2 separate regions of the Homo sapiens genome follow, and region 2 is linked to region 1. Evidence: chromatin contacts called from ENCODE Hi-C or POLR2A ChIA-PET data. All regions are on one chromosome and are shown on one strand. The core of a region is the stretch at or near the end of the contact, and the rest is flanking DNA. Distances in the headings are between cores, read along the strand shown. Region 1 holds the start of PLPP1 (phospholipid phosphatase 1). Region 2 holds the start of SETD9 (SET domain containing 9).

Region 1 (4,181 bases), core at 722-3,221:
AATTAAATTGTACATTTTAAAATAACTAAAAGAGTATAATTGAATTGTTTGTAATACAAAGGATAAATGCTTGAGAGGATGGATACCTCATTTTCCATGATGTAATTATTACACATTGCATACGTGTATCAAAACATCTCATTACCCCAAAATATATACACCTATTATGTACCCACAAAAAGTAAAAATAAAAAATTTTTAAAAAGTAAATGTTTTTAAAAATTACTTTTAAAAAGTAAATATTTCAAAAGCTGTTTAAGACACTGAGACTAGACTGTAACACAATAGGTGCTCAACAAATGTTTTTTGAATAAATACCTAATACTCAGACATCACAAGTACTTTGAATTTATTGTGACCTTGCAATCTGAGGCCCTTGTAACTCTGGAAGTAAAGAAAGCTACATGATAAACAATGGCACATCTTTCTCAGGTGTAAATTGCTTAAAGCTTTTACGGCTATTTAAACAAGAGGCAAAATAAAACATTAGCATTCGTTTTAAAGAAAAACATCTTTCTTCAAATGTATATTTTGTTTTTGAGAGCTTACTTGGGGCTGTATCTCCAGACTCTGTTTAATGTTATCTTTCCATTGGCTTTATGAGTGCTTTGCAGGATAAGTCGAAGAAGTAGTAGGCACATTTTGTGATTTGTGTTTTACATATTTAAAGAGAAAATATACCAATCATTAACATCTGTAGACGGTTTAACTCTAGATAAAGCCACTATCATATAATCTTTTCTGGGTTTCACTTCTTCCTCCAGACTGGAACACTGGGCAGCTTAAAGCTGTAAAAGCTTTAAGCAATTTACACCTGAGAAAGATGGGCCATTGTTTATCATGTGGCTTTCTTTACTTCCAGAGTTACAAGGGCCTCAGATTGCAAGGTCACAATAAATTCAAAGTACTTGTGATGTCTGAGTATTAGGTATTTATTTAAAAAATCCCCATTTTACATATTAGGAAACTGAGATTACTAAATGTGGGCTAGGGTCCTCCTGGGTATGGGGCAGGGGGAGTGCTTGCTGCTGTTAAAGAAAATTATCCTGACACTTGTCAAACACATGAATAATTTATTCAAGATTATTACAATAAGGGTCATGACTATTGGAACAGGAGAGAGAAATTGAGCTCAACTCAGAATACAGCAAAGACAGCAGGGGATTTATAGCCAAGGAACAGGCACCGTGTCTGTGAGGGAGGTGACGGTGGATGGAAAATTACTAAGAGGAGACATCAAGGGTAGAGGGATTCTGGCTAAAGGCAGGTCAAGGGCTTCTACAACAAAGGTGTAATATAAGGAATCTAATCCGATATTAAATATCAAGAATTCAACGGTGATCAGGTATCGAGGATGGATGATTTAGCATGCTTCTTGCTAACATTTGGGCTCAGCCAGGACACAGGGAGGTCAACGTTGAGGCCTAAGTGAGAAAGGGCTCAGAGGTACCAAACTAAAGGAGAGCGTCTCTGTTCCTGCCTACTCTGACCTCTTTTCCCCCCTTAAACTCAGTGGTAACAATCTGACCTGTTTATTACCTCATCCCCATGGAAGGGGTGGGGAGTGGCAGGCAGCCGGTGCTCTAGGATCGTTGGGTAGGGAGCCTAGCTCTCTGAAAGCAGCAATGCCTAGTGGGGGTACCGAGGCCGAGTTCGGAGACCACCTGAGCAATTGCGGTCCAGAGCAAAGCCCCCTGGATCGGAACGGGAGCCGCCCCCACGCCCCGCCCGGCTGCCGAGAGCCGCACTTCTGGGCGGATGCCGCAGGTCGGGAGGGATGAGGCCGACGGCGCTGATTGGCTGACCGCCGCGGCCTGGGGTTTCCCTGGCCCCGCCCCTGCTGCACTCCCCCCGCCCGCGAACCCGCGCGCTGCCCGGTCCTGCGCTGCTCAGCGGGAGGGGCTGGACCCCGCGTTCCTCCTCCCTGCCGGTCCCCATCCTTAAAGCGAGAGTCTGGACGCCCCGCCTGTGGGAGAGAGCGCCGGGATCCGGACGGGGAGCAACCGGGGCAGGCCGTGCCGGCTGAGGAGGTCCTGAGGCTACAGAGCTGCCGCGGCTGGCACACGAGCGCCTCGGCACTAACCGAGTGTTCGCGGGGGCTGTGAGGGGAGGGCCCCGGGCGCCATTGCTGGCGGTGGGAGCGCCGCCCGGTCTCAGCCCGCCCTCGGCTGCTCTCCTCCTCCGGCTGGGAGGGGCCGTAGCTCGGGGCCGTCGCCAGCCCCGGCCCGGGCTCGAGAATCAAGGGCCTCGGCCGCCGTCCCGCAGCTCAGTCCATCGCCCTTGCCGGGCAGCCCGGGCAGAGACCATGTTTGACAAGACGCGGCTGCCGTACGTGGCCCTCGATGTGCTCTGCGTGTTGCTGGGTACGTACGCGCCGCCGGGTCCGAGGGGCGTGTGCGGCTGTCCCGGGAGGGCTTTAGCGCAGAGCCGCGACGGGCAGCGGGGGTGTGTTGCCTGACGCGTGCGCAGCTGTGGGGCGACACACGGGGGCGGCTTCTGCAGCCGAGGGACCCCGCTTTGCAGCCTGCACCCCGGCTCCCGCGTGCCCGCCGCTGTCTGTCGCCCGCCGGTGCGATGAGCCCAGCCCTGCTTGGACGCTGTTCACGCCTCTGCGCTCCATACCTTGCTCCTGTCCTCTGTTTGCAGTTCCACTCTAGCAGAGCAGGGTGGGCTCCTCCCCTCTGTACGGTAGAGGAGCCTGGTCACTGGCCCATCTCAGTAGTGAAACTGGAGGTTTGATGCACAGGGGATTCTCAGTAGCAGGCGCCAGTGCCTGATTTATCGTGAGAAGCAGTTTAATATTTCGGCTATAAAAGGCTAGAACTAGTTCCTAATTAGAAGGTGTGCCAGGTTGTAAATTGTCAGGTTGCAAGTAGGGATGAGCACGCCAAGTTTTTGCGTATAGGTCTAAAGAAGTTTTGGGGGTGGGGGAGGATGCGGTACCCCAGACCTGTTTCCTTGTCTGCCCAGACCTTGCCATGGTGTAGCTTTCCATCTCTTGTGACAGTGTCTCAAGGAGCAGTAGACATTCTTTGGCTGCAGCAGATTTCGCATTGTCTTCCTGATTGGAAGAGTTCAGTTATGAGGCTTCTGGTTGCCAGTTACTCCTTTCTTTTGAAGAGAAAGAACTGGAATCATTTGGATAAGGGATGGGCGTTGGAAGGAGTAGTTTTCACTTTTTATGTATTGTATAAGGCAGTTATGCTGTGAACTATTTATATATGATGGAATAAACAAAAACAAAGCAAGAGCTGCTGGAGGTTTGGATAGTCCTACTCATGTTGAAGTAATCAGAATAGTAGTAGTATTGGCAAGTTCTCAGGGTGGGAGATCTGTGGCTTTAGCCACCTGGATGGAAGTCTGCGTAATGGTTTCTCAGTGACAGGAGATTCCCTCGGTTTTAATCCAGTAGTTCCTAGTTATTCCACTCTCCAGTTTCCAACCGGGTCATTTAGGCCCTTGCAATCTTGTGGAATTCTTATAAATTCTGTTACCAGGTTTTGTTGTTGTTGTAAGGAAAAATTCCATTTTGTTATCTTTTTTTTTTTTTTTTGGATACAGTCTCTCTCTGTCACCCAGGCTGGAGTGCAGTGGCGGGATCTCGGCTCACTGCAGCCTCTGCCGCCTGGGTCCAAGTGATTATCCTGTCTTGGCCTCTCTAGTAGCTGGGATTACAGGCACCGCCACCATGCCTGGCTAATTTTTCTGTTTTTAGTAGAGACAGGGTTTCTCCATGTTGGCCAGGCTGGTCTCGAACTCCTGACCTCAGGTGATCCGCCTGTCTCAGCCTCCCAAAGTGTTGGGATTACAGGTGTGAGCCACAGCGCTGGGCCCTAAAACTGCATTTTGTTACCTGTTAATATGAAGCATCTTTGTTGTTTCCCAAGACACTTCCTGTTTAGGTCCACAGTGAGTTTTAGGAATTAAGTTTAGGAAAGTGGAACACAATTTTGGCACATTGTCTTTTTTTTTTTTTTTTTGGAGACGGTCTTGCTCTGTCGCCCAGGCTGGAGTGCAGTGGCGCGATCTTGGCTCACTGCAACCTCCGCTTCCCGGGTTCAAGCAGTTCTCTGCCTCAGCCTCCTGAGTAGCTGGGATTACAAGCACATACCACCATGCCCGGCTAACTTTCGTATTTTTAGTAGAGACGGGGTTTCACCGTCTTGGCCAGGCTGGCCTTG
Region 2 (3,840 bases), core at 1-2,500, 1.4 Mb before region 1:
AGCCAGAGGCAGAAACGAAGTTCAGCTCTTTCCCGTACTACACCCAACAGCCAAGCTGAATGTCATCACAATGAGAATGAATGACCTCACATTCAATGGCTTTTTAAAAATGGCCTTGTAGTTTCAAAGACAAATTCAACATCGTATACTTTGTGACACTCCCTCCAGGACGACTAACGTCTTCAATGACTGCACCTCTTATTTCCATAATCATTATCTTTTTGTACTAACTGCATTATTTTTACTTGAACAAAAAGGTTGTAATTCCCGCCTCACGGTTCCGAGTCATGATACAACTGATCTCCTGTTTCCCTAGCATGCAACCTTCCGGAAACCGCTTTGTTTCCCTATTTGTCGGACACTGACTTCAGGGAGGCCCGGTCGGCCTCTTTGGTGAGCACGGTGTTGAGCTGATCACTGGTGCGCCCTTAATAACGCCGGCGGGACTCACCCCAATCCGAAACCCACCATCCCGACGTGCTTTTGAGTGGCGTTCTGCCCGTTCTTAACGCGCGAGCTACTGCACGCTATTCTCACAGCCGGGATGGGCTTCTTTAACCACGTGAAGTACTTGTATGAACTATGAAAATAAACCCTGGCTTGGCTTTTCTGAGGAAGTTCAAGCACCTAATTAACCCCTGGTGGAGAAAAAGCCACGCACTCTCACGCGGTAAGGGCAGTCTTTTTAAAAAGTTTCCATTTTTGCCCAGATACAAGCTCCCCAGTCAGTGCCGAACGCAACAGGGAAGAACAGGCGACACATCCGGCTGGCGAGCTCGGCCTCGCGGGCCCGGCAGCGCAGCGGACACTGGGAAAGAGGCCATAGGCCCCGCCCACCTGAAGCCACCGCCCACTTCAGGCTTCCAGCGGGCCTCGGACTCCACCAACCTCGGCCCCGCCCGCCTCTGGCCCGCGTTCCTTAAACCCCTCCGAGGCCTCAGTCCCCGCCCACCCGGCCCGCCCACCTCAGTCCCTGCCCACCCGGGCCCGCCCATCTCAGGCCGGCAGTCAGCCTCAGGCTCTCCGCTTTGCGTCCCGCCGCCGTGGTGGCGTCTGGGAACCGAAGGCAGGTGCCCCTCGTTCTGCCGTCCCGCCCTCTCACCTCGGGTTGTGGCTTAGGTTCAGTGCGATCCAGGGAACGAAGCGGTACTTGTAACGGCGCCATCGCTGCCACAGGCCCCGCAGCAGACGGCCAGGCATGGCTGCCCCGCGGGGCCGTGACCAGGACGGCGCGGGGAAGGCGGATCGAGGCCTCGGGCCCGCCCCGGCCCGGGAGGAGAGGGGGCCGCGCTCGGCCGCCTTCCCCTGGCTCCGCTCTCAGTGTTCCTGGCACCGCCTGACTTCTGTTGCTCTGGGGCTTCGTCCTTCCCCTTTCCTGACCTCACCTCTCTGAATGAGAGGCGCGTAGAGCTGGAAGGAGGTCCCCTTGACCACTTTTTCTTTCTCCGGTCGCTCGGGTGCTTCCGTGGGCGCACACAAGCGCTAGCCCTGGTTGCGGGCGAAGGGTCACCGGGCCTCAGGGGCGAACCCGCCCCCGAGACCGCGTCCCAGGAGCGGACCGCCTAGTTTCTCTGTCACGGCTGTCTGGCCTGCCCCTTTGTCCCGGCCGCGCTCTGTGTTCCATCCTCCGTCCACTTGAGCTCTGCCTCTTCCTCGACGTTCTCTCCCCTTCTCTCCGTGGCCCCAGAGCAGCCCGACTTCGGGAACCCGAGTTTCAGTCCTCCCCAGACAGCAGCCCTTCTTCTGCGTGAACCCGTGTTCCCAAAGTTACCAGTTTGGGCGTTTTGCGAATATTTACACGTAAAAAAACAAAGTGTCATGATTCCCTGTTTTCACTCGTTTTTCTCTTCATTGACCCAACCATTCAAAGGCAAAACTACATGGACAAATGTTTCTGAAAAACAGCTTTGTTGAGGAATGGTTGGGATACAATAAACTGCACATATTTAAAGTGAACAATTTGATAGGTTTTCGACACCACAGCCAAGATAGTAATCCAGCCCCTCCCCCAGTCCCCAAGCAACCACTGAGGTGCTTTTGTCCTTTTAATATGGTCTTCGCTTCAATTTGGAAACGTTTTGTCTAGAAGTTCTGCATCTGTGTTCGTGAGAGATATTGTTTCGTAGTTTTCTTGTAGTGTCTTAATCTGGCTTTGGTATTTAGGCTAATGTTGACTTCATAGGATGAGGTGGGAAGTAGTCCCCCATAGGTGAAATTTAAAAGGAACTTTACGACCGCTCCTCCCCAACACCCAGATGCATGCACACGCACACACATATTTAGAACAGGTTTGGACAAAGTTCAGTTTTAAGGGGGGCAAACTACAGGAATCCCTTAACCATATTCAAATCACCAAGTGTTTATTGACAGATAAATACGTTGGTATCATTTCCTCTATTCTTTGCCTGAGAGTGAGGTTGGATCCTAAACTATTGAAATTGAACGGCTCAGATCTAATAAAAACTCAGCCAAGGCCGGGCGCAGTGGCTCACGCCTGTAATCCCAGCACTTTGGGAGGCCGAGGCGGGTGGATCCCCTGAGGTCAGGAGTTCGGGACCAATCTGGCCAACATGGCGAAACCCCGTCTTTACTAAAAAAGAACAAATACAAAAATTAGCCGAGCGTTGGTGGCACGTGCCTGTAGTCCCAGCTACTCAGGAGGCTGAGGCAGAAGAATCGCTTGAACCTGAGAGACGGAGGTTGCAGGGAGCCGAGATCCGCCACTGCACTCCAGCCTGGGTGACAGAGTGAGATCCCGTCTCAAAAAAAAAAAAAATTCAGCCAATCGCCAGTAGCTGCGGGACTAATTTGTTCTATTCTGAAAGAAATAAAGAGAAAGAGTATCTACCAATGTCTCTATTTCGTTCATATCATATAGAATGTTAGCAAACTCTAGAGGCTTTCTCTCAGACTCTGTGTTTGTTTGATAATTTGGCATAATCTAGATTTACCTGACTTGCTAAATGGAGTCAATTCAGTTCCAGGATGTATTAATAAGTGGCATACAAGAAAGTTTCTTTATAGTCTCCAAACTTAACAAAGAACCCAAAAGAACTAGTTTAATCTTTACCTATGGTAATGTACTTGTCTAAAAAAAGAAAAAAATCAGTTTTTGTATATTTTTACAGTTTTTTTATATTTATGGTATTAAAATTAAATTTTGGTTAGCTAAGTAATTAATGAAAACCTTCTTTTTCTAGTTTCTTAAAGTAGGTTATTAGGTCACTAATTTTAATCTTTTCTTCTTTTCTAATGGAAGCATCTAAAGTTATACAAATAGAAACATGGTAGCTAAAGCTCAAGTCACCCTTAACCAAACACCGTACCTTGTACTTCCACCAATCCTGGTACTTGGCGCTTCTCAGAAGTTATCAGACGGGTGTGTTTTCTGCCAGTTTTATTTTTATGTATTTACATACCCGCGTATGTTTTTATAGAAAATACATAGTATTTTGTGTGAGTATTGTTAAAATATTATAAGGATCCACAACTTATTTGATTTCCTCAAAAATACATCTTGAAGATCTACCCATATTGGTTTAAGTCTACTGCATTCTTCTATTTTTGAGGTTTTGCCTTCAAGTTTAATATTTACTGTAGTTTTCTAGTAGGTATGTATACTTTATGAAGTTTTTTAAAGTTCTATTTTTGACTTTCCAAAAATTTTTATTGTTTTAAATTTTAAATGAATGATAAATATCAAATGCTTTTCTCTGCTTATTGAGATGACCATATAGTTTCTATTCATTTATTCATGTAGTGAATGATGACACATTGTCAAATGTTGACCGTCCTTGGATTTCTGACATAACTACTCAGTTATGAGTACCTCTTTGGTCA

The links. A loop is a pair of places that touch in the nucleus more often than their neighbours do. ChIA-PET counts read pairs that join two places held with the same protein, here RNA polymerase II (POLR2A). Pooled maps may share reads with other maps.
Region 2: a map with no recorded cell type shows a loop between it and region 1 (18-fold over the local background). The contact joins the promoter of SETD9 here to the promoter of PLPP1 in region 1. A Hi-C loop is called at or near these places in 1 of 37 single-sample maps with no recorded cell type and 7 of 50 pooled maps. POLR2A ChIA-PET finds 5 or more read pairs at or near these places in 1 of 52 experiments (BJ).

Annotation. Positions count from the first base shown.
Region 1 is chr5:55,532,754-55,536,934 of GRCh38, reverse strand. It overlaps PLPP1 (phospholipid phosphatase 1), which reads left to right and starts at 1,971. Exons shown (of 6, transcript NM_003711.4): 1 at 1,971-2,363. The coding sequence starts at 2,306. It also overlaps the pseudogene RNF138P1. RefSeq lists an enhancer at 1,449-1,518 and a silencer at 1,749-2,388.
Region 2 is chr5:56,907,006-56,910,845 of GRCh38, reverse strand. It overlaps SETD9 (SET domain containing 9), which reads right to left and starts at 1,250. Exons shown (of 6, transcript NM_153706.4): 1 at 1,103-1,250. The coding sequence starts at 1,200. RefSeq lists enhancers at 1-589, 685-734, 1,525-1,614 and silencers at 775-984, 1,165-1,374.